Regions from separate parts of the Mus musculus genome. Here region 1 is linked to region 2. The links are chromatin contacts, found by Hi-C or POLR2A ChIA-PET in ENCODE. All regions are on one chromosome and are shown on one strand. The core of a region is the stretch at or near the end of the contact, and the rest is flanking DNA. Distances in the headings are between cores, read along the strand shown.

Region 1 (6,285 bases), core at 3,166-5,665, 98 kb after region 2:
AGGGTCCCGCTCTCGTTCTGCCTCATTCCTCTCAGACAGTCTCTCTCCCTCTCTCCCTCACCCACGGAGCCATCTCCCCAGCCCTTCGTGGAAAGATTGGCATATGTATGCATTCGGTACCCAGCAGTCTTACACATGCATGGCCTTCCATCACATGATAGAGAGGGTCTCATCCTGCAAGCCCCTTTCTCCTACAAGTTCTAGAGGCTGCCAAGGAGCCATTGGTTGGCAAGGGTGTGATGTGGGGGCATCTCTCTCCCGCACCTCTTGGCTGCCATCTGAGATGTGAAAAAAAACTGACTGAGAAACATCCCCAGACAGTGCCAGCTAACAGTGACATTCCATAGATAGCGACTATAGACTAAACTGGGTGGGACACAGCTCAGCGCCTGTAAGCAGGGAGGGGAAGAGGGGGAGATTTTTTTTTTCCCTTCCTAAAACACAGTAACAGTAAAAGCCAGCGATACTTTGGGGATAAGTTGGATCTTAATGGATATGTGAAATCTGTGCCTTTTGTTTTTGTTTTTAAGGAAATGGAGAAAGGAAGGAAGCTGGAGGGTTTGAATTTGTTCTGCTAGCTTTGGAATTCTGCAAAATCAGGAAATCAGAACGTACCAGTTCTCAGAGCAGTGACATTTAACTTGATTGGGAAGGGCACACCCAAGGTCACCCTTTAAAAGGGTTTGTCTTCCTCCGCAACATTTTGTTTTACCCAGCCTTTTGGAGCTCAGCACTTTTGGCTTCTTCTCACAGTGTGGGAAAACAAAATTGGAACATGACTGTTGCCTCTTAAGAGTGCTTTGTCTGGCCCCAGTGCCTTCTCCAGGGTGGGGCTCTGTAGAGGTTTGCTGATTGACTTACAGATGGAAGGCTACAGGAAAGGAGTGGAAGGAACAGGGGTGGGGGTGGGGGCTTCCTTCCACTTCTTGGCCCAGAGAACTGGATGTGTTTTATGCAGTCCTTGTTCATGGAAGATAATTTAGGCTCTAGGTATATTTTTAGTTTATTGGTTTAAAACTTAAAAATAATAATAATTCGAATGTAGCCACCATTTATTTTTAGTACTGTAACTAAACTCTGTTAAGATGCTGTTATTTGTACTCTCTGAGGGACTGGATAACTCCATGTGTCCAGGAATAGCCTGTTCTTGTTGCTCAGTGAATATTCCTTTCAGAACCACCCTGATCCTTTCCCTTTGCAAAATCTTAGGTCTAAGAGACGTCCCAGAAGACGACAATGGGAATTTCTTCTTCTACCTGGGCCTTGAGTGAAAACTGTACTGTTTTTCACTGAAGGCCCCAGAGGGAAGGAGTTGTAAGTGTTACTCTACAGGTCTGTCTCAAACTCCACACTTCCCTCATTTATGTGCACGGCATTGTGCCACGAGGCTGGAGACCTTCTAGCCTCCAGCTTCTCCTAGATATTCCTGTTCATCTGGGGCTAGCAACAGGGACTCCACATTGGATGAAGTCTGGGTCTCCACTTTTCTACTTGTAGACACGTTGTGCTCAAGAATCCCCCCGCCCCGGGGTGGGGTTTCTGGGTTCCAATTGGGATGTAAAGTGAATAAATACATTAATTAATGGAGGGAAAAAAAAAGAATTCTATGTTTCTGAGGCTAGAGAGATGGCTCAGGGGGCAAAAATACCAGAAGTGTGAGACCAAGGCTGAATTCCAAGCATCTACTTACAAACTAACATGACCACGTGTGCCTGTAACACCATTATTGCAGGGGCCAAGACTGGTAAATTCGGACAGATCACTGCTAGCCAGCCAGCCTTGCAGTGAACTTCCTGTTCACAGTGCCATAAAGCAGAGAGTGATACAGAAGAAGACACCAGATGCTCCACTCTGGTCTCCACAGGCATGCACACCCAGACACAAATGCGCAACACGCATACCACACACATTCACACATCGTCTGTGGGATACCCTGAATAACAGCAGGGGCAATCCCATATGCAGCTCTCGAGGCTTGATCAGCTAACCTTCCCCTCCACCCTGGTTGAGGCCCTCATCACAGCGGATGTGCCAACATTTCCCATCCTGCCTTTCCTCAGCCTCTGCTCTGAGGCACAGTCACTGGACTCTGTTGGGCCCTCCCTTCCCCTTTCTGGAGAAGGTAAGCCTTTGGTGCATTTCCAACCTGTGAGCAGCCCCTTCTGCTCAGGCCCTGCAATGGGTGATATGTTCTATTTCTCCTCCTTACAAACTTTATTCTCTGATTCATTCAAGAATTGCCCCACCCCCACCCCAAAGACCTCAGTCTCCCTCATTTCTGCCTCCCTGTTGTTAGACGAGGCTGTTTTACGTCAGACTCTCCTCACAGTCTGCAATTTTGAAGGTCTTAAGCGAAAGGGCATGTTTTCCTTCCCTTTCCTCATTTAGATTACAGTTCTGTCACAGTGGGGCTTCCCGCCCATCCACAGACCTCAGAGCACCAAAATACCAGAGAAGGTGTCAGCGTGACTAACTGCTATGCCCTCCAGTCAAGGCTCTTCTGACTGTGACCAAGCAAAGTTGGTATTATTCAGTTCTGGTCATCCCCTATCCCCCTTCCCCCCGGGTTATTAATAATTAGTTTTATTGCAGTTTTAAATATTAATTCTAGAACTGGACATGGTGACACATGCTTGTAATCGCAGCACTTGGGGTTTGCAGAAGCAGGAGAAATACTGCAAGTTCAAACCCAGCATGGTTTCCATAGTGAGGCTGGTGTCTCCCCACCCACAAAACAAATAAGTAAATAAATAAAACTGCTAAGTCTAGGCTTGGAGCATATGTAATTCAGTGGTAGAGCACTTGCCCAGAGCGCCCATTGCCCTTGGTCCAATCCCCAGTGTTATATAACACATACATAAAAAAGAAACCACTGCATAGATGTTACAGCTACTCAGAACCTTAAGTGTTTAAGGTCACATCAACCCAGAGGCTGCAGAGGAGACCTAGCTACTATAGCTTACAGATAGGTGATAGGGAGCTTTTTAGTAATGTGGCCGGGACTCCCAGGCTTTGAGTTGCAAAGCGTTCATTTTGGTGCCTTATCCACGAAGCGTCTTGTATGACATAGTGCCCACCTCCCCCTCTGTACAAAGTTTAAGGAAGAACTGGGGGTGTGCCCAGCAGCTCTGCGTGGGAAAGCAATGTTTACACGTTATTCACAGAGGACCGAGTGTTTTGAAATAATCTGGGTCTGAATACCATCAGAGAACCTGGAAAAGGAGAGAAGAGGTCCAGGAGGGGAGAGCTGGAGTGTGAGAGAAGCTACTTGGCCAGAGGTGAGCCCAAGGCATGGGAGTGGCCATCTGAAAGGCCGGGTGCTGGTTCTGGATAAAGACTGAGGTGCTGATGCCACACTTGATGAGTCACTAGATATATAGTGTATCGCTTTTCATACGCACGGAGTGTCCTAAGGAGCCAGATGCATATTTCCTGTTACATGTGTTTCTGTACCCTTGTTAAATGAGTTTTGAGAGACATTGCTGCCGATTACAGACCACAGTGTGAATCTCGATCCCTAGAGGTGGCAGATGTGCGCACACGCGCGCGCGCGCACACACACACACACACACACACACACACACACACACACTTCTTAAAAACAACACAAAACCAAAAAGAACCCAACTCAACAGCAACCAAGCACATTGTGAAGTTCCAGTCACCAATGAAAGTTCAGGGGAAAGTTTAATTTGTTCATTCACTCAATGCATAGTTCTCAAAGGTGTTGTTGAAAGTGATTTTTCATAAAGATGAAAAGGAACAAGCTATATAGACTCATAGCAGAAAGGCACTCCAGGCAAAGCACAAACACCCTGAGGTGGGCTAATGACAGGCAGATTGAGTAGCAAGGAGCAGAGTGTGTGGGCTTGGTGGTGGCGCTAAAGAAGGTGCAATCAGAAAAGATGGACAGGAGGCCACTCAAGGGACTCTCTCTTACAGAGCACGCTAGACTCTGGCTTCCTCGTGGTGAGATGGACAGGGTGGTGTGGGGGCTCTTGTGTAAAGAAGTGATGTGCACTGACCCTCACTGGAGCTCTCGACAGCGGGGAAACAGGCAGAAAGGAACCGAGGTGGAAACCCCAGGTAGTCGTGGACAGTGCGATAGAAATGCGGATGTGTAGAATAGAAGCTAGGTAAAAGTCAGATTAGAGGTTTGTTTAGAAGGGAGAGGGCTACAGGACTTGCGGGCAGATAAGCACAGAGGGCCTGAGAAGGAAGAGTCAGGAATGTTGCCTGGCAACAGGAAGGAAGGAGGAGCCATTGCCGGAAGTAGGAAAGGCAGTAGAAGAATCTGAGTCCTGAGGAAATGGTCAGGCGTGATTGAGATGCTTTGGGGGCATCCGGTGAGGAAAGTGAAGAAGCTACCAGGAAACCACGAGCCCCGAGCAGCAGATCCCAGGGGAATGAGAGAAGAAAAAAGGCAAAGTTGCCTGGCGGGCATCTCAGCCTTCACTCCTGCTAGAAGAAAGAATGAGAACTGCCGATCGGGGCTGACTGAATAGTCAGCGCGCGCTGGGGACTGGACCCCTTCCTTGGCTTCCAGGAGTATGGCGAAAAGGAAAAAGAACCCGAGTCAGAAGCTGCAGAAGGAGACTTCAGCTGGGACAGTGTTGTGGCAAAAGCAGGCCATTGCTCCACAAAAGACGGACTTAGTGTTCCAGGACAACTGGGAGCAGAGACGCATGCTTTCCCAAAGTCCCAGCACACCCGAAACTTGATCTAGAGACACCAGTGTAGTCCCTGGTTCAGGTTCAGGTTCCCATGGCTCGCAGGCAGGCTGGCTATGGTCCACCACTGGCATAGGGCTGCAGGCCCTAGGAGCTTCGAGCTTCTCTTCTGGGGGTGAAGGGCTGGAGTCGAGTTTCTATGCCAGGCGTCACACCATCCCCACTTCCATTTGGGGGAAGGGTGTAAGTTGACTAAACGGCTTCTGGCAGGCTACAGTGCAAATGAGAAAACTGGAAAAGAACCATATGGTGAATTTCACGTTACAGCATTAGGCCCAAGGATCTATTTATGGGCCAGTGAATACCCATCCTCTCAAGGGTTGTGGTCAAATGGAAGCCACCAGCAGAAGGTCTCTGCTGTTTCTTCTGGATTCGGATAGGATGGCACCCAGGGTGGACTTCACATCACATGGTTATTTACTGCCACCAGTGGTAGCATAGATCTGGCCTCCAGATGTGACTTACTCTTGCACCAGGAAAAACCTGACATCTGTAACTCAAGTGTGTGTGTGTGTGTGTGTGTGTGTATGGGGGGTTGTCTTAGCTTCCAGTGTCTCCTAAGCATTCAGACCTAAGGAGACTTCAGCTGCCTTCAAACAAAAACTCAATATGATTACAACAGAGTCTACTGCTTTATAAAGGCAAGAGCTGGCTCTCGCCTCTAATCCCAGCACTCTGGAGAGAGAGGGCAGATCTGTAGGAGTTTGAGGCCAGCCTATTCAACACAGTGAATTTCAGACCAGCTAGAGCTACATAGTGAGACCCTACCTCAAAACCAAACAAGCCACAAAGGCAAGCTTGTTGGAGAGCTAAGGAGGCAAGCACAAGGGCAACCACACCATCTGTGATGGCCCAGAACTCACACACACACACACACACACACACACACACACACACACACACACACACACCACACCACACACACAGCCTTACCTACATAGTCCAGATGGGCACACATGAGACTCACACCCATTGTCTCATTAAATCTGCCCATAATTTTAAGAATATTAAGAGTGCAGCTGGTATGGACACTCCTATTGAGTAGACCCGAGGTTTCCTGTCTTCTATACCTAGCTGTTCAAGGTCGAGGCAGAGGAAGTAGTCTCTTTGATAAGGGCAACCACACCCATACCCTCTCGTTTATTACTAACACATTAGCCATGGAAGCTGGTAGAACTGCAATCCTCGGGGCTCCCAAGAATTGGAACCCTCAAAACAGTTCCCTTTATCTCATGAACTCGGGGGATAGGGACATGGCTATCCTGCCACTGTCCAGTACACTGTCCCTATCCCCCGAGTTCAGGGATAAACATGGAGCTGCACTGAAGGGTTGACAAATGTGGTGACTAAATACATCCTATTTGAGCTGGAGGGGTTTGGTGGCTATTTCCTTCAAAAATGAAACAAGCCGTCACTTTTATTACCAGGTCCTATTTAACTACCCTACTGAGTTGGTATGCGTACCAGAGGCCCCTTCTGTGTTCAGAAATGTTTGAGGGAGTATTTATTTCATAAATGGATCAGCAGACTCCATCCATATTGGGGAAGACATTGA
Region 2 (6,618 bases), core at 2,877-5,376:
TTAAAAAATGTATTACTTTTCCAATGTTATCAGTCTCTTTAGACACTGACAAATATATTTGCACAAGGTCAGAGTGTTCTTCTGAATGGTTTGCACTGTGATCTGATGTGACAATTGAAGAGCATCAAAAATTGTTTCCAGCTTTTCATCGTGGTGAACACTCTCTTCCAGTTTATTTCTTCCGTACCGAATCCTCGAAGTACAAGGATGAGTCAAAGCATTTGCACTTTTAAAGATTTTCCAAGGCACTGCCAAACTTCCTTTCAGAAAGCTTACACAACGCCATGCCTAGAGCCCTGTGTGCTTCTGCGTCCAGGGGCCAACACTGGGTGTTACGCTTCTTCTCTACTTGTGCCAATCTGATAGGTGAGAAAATTCTATTCTGTGTTGCTTCAATTTGTATTTCTTCCAAGTTGACAGGTGTGGTAGGCTGACAACAGCTCACTCCCAAAGATGACAGACAGGCCCATGGCCTAATCCCCAGAGCCTAGGAATGAGGTCAAGCGGTCTTTCAAGATTTGATTCAGCTATGGATTGGAGCCTGGCAGAAAGACGATGCTGAGTTACTGGAATGGTCTCCAAATGCCATTTCAGGGCTCCAGTGTGACCACAGATAACAGAAATTAGCAAGGTATAGTTCAAAATAGAGTATCAACAGCCCTAGAAGCTAGCAGGAGGCTCATTGGAGCCCTCAGAGGCCATATGGTCCCATCAGCTCATTCTTTCTCTTCCTTATTCCCTTTCCTTCCCTACCCTTCTCTTCCATTCCTACCCCTCCCTGCCTCTCTTCAGCAGTCCTGGGGATTCAAATCAGGATATCAGATTCTAACCAAGCTCTCTACCATCAAGGTAACATTGAACTTCCCAGCTGCCAACATCTTAAATTCTTTCTTTCTTTCTTTCTTTCTTTCTTTCTTTCTTTCTTTCTTTCTTTTGCTCTCTCCCTCCCTCCCTCCCTCCCTTCCTTCCTTCCTTTTTTTTATTTATTTATTTATTTATTTATTTATTTATTATATGTAAGTACACTGTAGCTGTCTTCAGACACACCAGAAGAGGGCGTCAGATCTTATTACAGATGGTTGTGAGCCACCATGTGGTTGCTGGGAATTGAACTCGGGACCTTTGGAAGAGCAGTCAGTGCTCTTAACCTCTGAGCCATCTCTCCAGCCCCTTTTTTTTTTTTTTTTTTTTTTTTAAAGATTTATTTATTTATTATATTATATGTAAGTACACTGTAGCTGTCTTCAGACACTCCAGAAGAGGGCATCAAATCTTGTTACAGATGGCTGTGAGCCACCATGTGGTTGCTGGGATTTGAACTCTGGACCTTCGGAAGAACAGTCGGGTGCTCTTACCCACTGAGCCATCTCACCAGCCCTTTTTTTTTTTTTTTTTTAAGATTTTATTTACTTTATGTATGTGAGTACACTGTAGCTGTCTCCAGACACACCAGAAGAGGGCATCGGATCCCATTATTGATGGTTGTGAGCCACCATGTGGTTGCTGGAAATTGAACTCAGGACCTCAGGAAGAAGAGTCCGGCCGGGCGTGGTGGCGCAGGCCTTTAATCCCAGCACTCGGGAAGCAGAGGCAGGCAGATTAATGAGTTAGAGGCCAGCCTGGTCTACAAAGTGAGTTCCAGGACAGCCAGGGCTATACAGAGAAACCCTGTCTCGAAAAACAAAAACAAAAACAAAAAAGAAGAAGAGTCGGTGCTCTTAACCACTGAGCCATCTCTCCAGCCCCCAACAGCTTAATTTCTATCTAGTAAAACTAATTTGTATTTCAACAACAATAGAAAGATTACTGTCCTTTAAGAACATCTTTCTCTTTTTAGGCAACCAAGTTTGTAGTGATTTATCACAGTGGCCATAGAGAACTAATACAATGAGCTCTTCATATGTTTATACACCACAGGAAAAGGGTTTTAAATAAGAGTTCCATAGATTCCTCCTATACAATTATTTTAACAACAACAACAAAAAAAAACCTTCTGCAAAATACCATATAATAACACGAGGGAGGGTGTGTGCTGAGGTACTCTGACCAAAGGGTGGAGGAGGTCTGGGATAAGCTACAGGAGAGCAGCAACTACCAAACTCAGGCTCTAGACTCACTCTTAGCTCTGAGCTCAGTGGACTAGCCCTAAGCTATCACTGTCACTGCCATGCCTCTGTCACCTAGTTTTTGTTTTGTTTTCTGAGACAGGTTTCTCTGTGTAGCCCTGACTGTCCTGGATCTCACTCTGTAGACCAGGCTGGCCTTGAACTCAGGGATCCACTTGCCTCTGCCTCCTGAGTGCTGGGATGAAAGTCATGTGACACCACTGCCCAACCCCTAAAATGTTTTTAAATGAGACACCGAAAGCTATATGTACTAATCTTTGTCTTAATGGTGTTTCTTTAAACCCATTATTGGTCCACCTAAGTCGGGGCTCAACCTGCCCAGTTCCCTGCTGTGGGTTCTGTGGGAAGAAAGATGCAGATGGACTGTAGCTCTCTCCATCACCCCCTTCTTAAAGCTGTAACTTTGTCCAGCCTCATGTGTAAGTTGTGCTTGCTTGCTTGTTTGCTGGCTTGCTTGCTTTTAAAGACAGGGGCCTCTCTAAGCAGTTGTCTTGTACCTCATTGTGTAGACCAGGCTGGCCTCAGCCTCACAGAGATCCACCGGCCTCTGCTTCCTCTCTCAGGTTTTGGGATTAAAAGCACAGGTCACCATACCTGGCTTTCAGTTGTGTTTAAAACATTTAAAAAATATGCTCATACTGACGTTCTAGACTGATTTTAAAATTTATGTTGTCACCAATGTCCCCATGGAGGATGGCTCCAAGTGGCGTTACTTCCCCCATCCCCAGCTGACTGAGGATATATGAGTCTATCTAGTCCCGAGGATTGAACACAGGACCTCATGAATGCTAAATACACGCTCTACCATCTCCATCTTTTAAATGATACCTAACTTGTGAGGGAATGAGTGCACATGGCATGGTCCACACGTAGAAGCTAGAGGACGAGTGTCTGTTCTCTACTTCCACCATGTGGGTACCGGACAGGGAACTGAAGACATGGGGCTTGACGGTAAGTACCTGCTGAGCCATCTTGTTAGCGCCCAGATACTCTCTCAAGTCTGTTTTTTACCTATGAAGCTAGTTAGGTAATTTGCTTATGGTGCTTGTGGGCTATCACGGCAGCTTCCTAATCAGCTTTGGGAGTTCTGGGTGATAATTTCTTCTTAAAATCAATACAGTTAAAATCCCGTCTGAATCCAAGACAGTGAGTATTGAATTTCACACCTCTTCTCCAGCTTTAGAGAGAAAGCGTGATCTTCAAGGTTGCAGTAGTTCCTTACTAAGAGGAAGTGATCAAAAACACAGTTTGGGGACAGGAATGCGTTGGAATACCATAGGAAAGGGAATGTAAGACCGCTCAACTTGTTTCAAAGTGTCACAAAATCTGGCTGAGTAGAAGGGCTGATGGGATCCTGTACTCGGCAGGCTGAGTGGTTGTGCTCGGCGGATCTGCGAGTCCTCGGCTGTCCCGCAGGGGGCAGTGCTGCCTGCCAGTGCGGTGGGAGCGGAGTGGGAACCCGCGCGGAGTTCTGGGGCTTGTTTGCAAAGAAAGTTAGGGGATGTGAAGGAGTGCGGGCCAGACTCTTAGAGGGAGGGTGCGAGAAAGGACTTCCCAGGGTAGCCATGGAGTTCACTGGAGGGGATCTGGATAAGTTCGAGGGGTAGGGTGGTCGCACGAGGAGGGTAGTTGTAGGCCCCGGAAGGTGCAAGCGAGCAGGACGCGAGTGTGAATACGAGTGTGCGTGCGCGCGCTGCAGTTCGCCTGGTTCCGAGAGGCGCGGGTGTCAGCTTGCAGCCGGGGCTCCTCCCTCCGGCCCCCCTGCCCCGCCGGGCGGTCCCTCCCTCCTTCCCCATCGCCCCTCCCCGGCGGGCCAGGCGCTGGGACGCCCGGGCCGAGAAGGCAGCGGCGGTGGCGGCGGCTAGTTGGGAGTCCTAGGTTCCGTGCTGCGGGACGATTCGGAGCCGAGTGTCTCTTGCCCCGGCTGGGCGGTGCTGGGCCCGCTTCCCACAGAGCCACGCCCTGTCAAAACTTTGTCGCCGCAGCGGCCAAACGATCGGAGCCGGGCCAGCGAGAGGGAGGGAGGGGCGCCGGGCCGGGCCAGGCAGGGCGCGGGGCTCCGAGCGCAGCGGCCCCGGCCCGTGGCCCCACCATGCCCCAGCTCGGTGGTGGCCGCGGTGGCGGCGCCGGCGGGGGAGGCGGTGGCTCCGGAGCCGGGGCAACCAGTGGAGGGGACGACCTCGGAGCGAACGACGAGCTGATCCCCTTCCAGGACGAGGGGGGCGAAGAGCAAGAGCCGAGCAGCGACAGCGCTTCGGCGCAGAGGGATCTGGATGAGGTCAAGTCGTCCCTGGTCAACGAATCGGAGAATCAGAGCAGTAGCTCGGACTCCGAGGTAAAGGGATTCCTAGGGTCAGCCTCTGGGGGACCCGGGTCCCGCTCCCGCTCACCCGCCCTCGCCTTTGTGTCTCCTCCACAGGCGGAGAGGCGCCCGCAGCCCGCCCGGGACGCTTTCCAGAAGCCGCGCGACTATTTCGCCGAAGGTAAGTGCCTTCTCCGTCAGTCTCCACTCTCCAGCCATCAGCGATTGGCCGTACGGGTCTCCACGGTCCGGGTGGCGGAACCCCTGCTCTCCTCCCATCGCTGCAGCAGCCACTCTGGGGCTCACTCGAGGGGTGCTCGGGTTCCAGATTCCCGCCCCGAGCTCCAGATAGCTACTCTGTCTGGGGGACCCCTGACCTCACTCCACTTTGGTTTTGTCCGCAGTGAGAAGGCCCCAGGATGGCGCTTTTTTTAAGGGACCTGCGTATCCTGGGTACCCCTTCCTGATGATTCCAGACCTGAGCAGCCCGTACCTCTCCAACGGACCCCTGTCTCCTGGTGGAGCGCGCACCGTAAGTGTCAGTCCGGCCGTGCCGGGACCGGTGGGCGTCGGGCCCGGCGGGATGCGCCCCTGGGCTTTCCGTGGTGTGGGGGATGGGGCCTCCTGCCTGAGCTGATCCTGGGCCGAACTTGTTTGCAGAGTCAAACTCCCCTGTGGCGGCCTAGTATGAGACTGCTTTTGGCCAGTAACGGGATGAAAGTAAAGTTCTTTTAACTTCTCGCCTTTGGGAGATTGCGGCCTGGTGGGACCTCCCAGCCTCCCAAATTCCTTGCTCCTACCAAAGGAAAACTTGGATTTGTGCCTGCCTTTGGAGGTGGGGGGTGTGTGTTTGGGGGGGGGGTGTCTCGCTTTCCTTCCCGGAGATTGGTCAGCTTTCCCCTTGGCAAGGGAGAAAGTTGGGCAAGGGCCTGGAGGATCCTGACTTGAGATGTCCTCTGACCTGCGGGTTCCCTGGGCTGCTGTGAGCTGTACAAACTCCTTATTTTGTGTGAACTATTCACGACCCACCCCCAATCCTCACCCCCAGGGCCTCAATTTTTCTGCAGAACTCTGGGTTTTAAACTCCTCTGAGATGGTTTGGAGGGCGACCCAAGGCATTCTTACTTGGCTTTTTCCCCCTTTTGTTGCGGGCTTTTCTCATTTAAAGCGAGCGCTGCGACACTTTAAACCTGTTAATGGGAGCGCATTGTGTGCTGTGTGCCTGGCATTTAGAGCGGTGATTAAGCAAATTGACCCGGCCCCAGACAATGTGCAAATGAGGGCGGATTCCTTCACCCCTCTCCAGCTCGGAGCTCCCGCCTCTCTCCCCTGCGAAATGAGGGGTGCAGTTCGGGGTTGGCCTGGTCTTCGAGCCGCTACTCCACATCCAAGTTTCCTATGCTGATGCTGGGTTGGATGGTAAATCCTGGGTGCACACCCTCCTGCTGTGCGGCGCCTTGCTCGTTGTCTCTGCCTCGCACAGAGCTTTCCAGAGTTGGTTGGTTCATTCTCCCTGCTGGCGTGTCTACTCCTCAGGAGTGCATCCCTGAGGGAACTGAGCTCGAATAAAAGTTCATCTTAAATATGATTATACTCAAGGGTGGCCATGGAAGATCTGGGCGCTGAATGGGTCGTTCCTGCTGTCATTTCGGGCCCTTGCTGGGTGGAGCAGGATGGCCTCCACAGTTCGTGTAGTGTGTGTGTGTGTGTGTGTGTGTGTGTGTGTGTGTGTGTGGGTGTTGTTCACTGGTTAGGGGTTGGGGGTTAGGGGTTGCGTTCTGATGGATGGAAGAAGGGCGTAGAACCACACTCACACCGCTTGCCTTTGCTCTGGGGTGGAGAAAGACCCTCACAGTTTTGGGCCTGCTCCACTTCAGGGTACCCCAAGAAGTCCTTTTGAAAGTGGATATAGGCCTAGGGCTTTGCTTTTGCACTTTCAAGGTGAAGGTGTGTGCCAATGTTGGGGACCACCCCCAGCTTTCCTGCCCATGCAGGTACAGGGAGTTCCCATATCTTTGTACGTGTGTCTGTTAAGCCACTTTAGTGCCTGCCATCTTCTCTGTTTTTATCATATATGTCAGCTCTGAGCCAGGTCTTAGGAAGTTAAAAGTCATCAGAAACATCCCAAATACGACTTAGCCCTTTAACTGGAGATTTCCTCCACACACTCATTTCTTTTAAGTTTTTACA

Evidence for each region. Hi-C counts contacts between places; a loop is a spot of excess contacts on that map. ChIA-PET counts read pairs that join two places held with the same protein, here RNA polymerase II (POLR2A).
Region 1: a loop to region 2 is called in a map of gastrocnemius, with 2.3 times the contacts of the local background. The contact joins the enhancer-like site here to the promoter of Tcf7l1 in region 2. A Hi-C loop is called at or near these places in 1 of 37 maps with a recorded cell type or tissue (gastrocnemius). POLR2A ChIA-PET finds 5 or more read pairs at or near these places in 3 of 5 experiments (Patski and embryonic stem cell).

Annotation. Positions count from the first base shown.
Region 1 is chr6:72,688,786-72,695,070 of GRCm38, reverse strand. The region is part of intron 3 of Tcf7l1 (transcription factor 7 like 1 (T cell specific, HMG box)); the gene reads left to right. Gm31391 (a long non-coding RNA gene) reads right to left here. Exons shown (of 4, transcript XR_003956315.1): 4 at 3,132-4,961. Among named protein-coding and RNA genes, the nearest start is that of Gm31391, 37 kb to the right of the region's middle. Within about 2 kb of position 4,415, at least 1 of the 3 ENCODE cell types and tissues checked has a DNase peak (open chromatin) inside an H3K27ac peak, as active enhancers do.
Region 2 is chr6:72,786,553-72,793,170 of GRCm38, reverse strand. Tcf7l1 (transcription factor 7 like 1 (T cell specific, HMG box)) reads left to right here and starts at 4,126. Exons shown (of 12, transcript NM_009332.3): 1 at 4,126-4,461; 2 at 4,546-4,609; 3 at 4,833-4,960. The coding sequence starts at 4,219.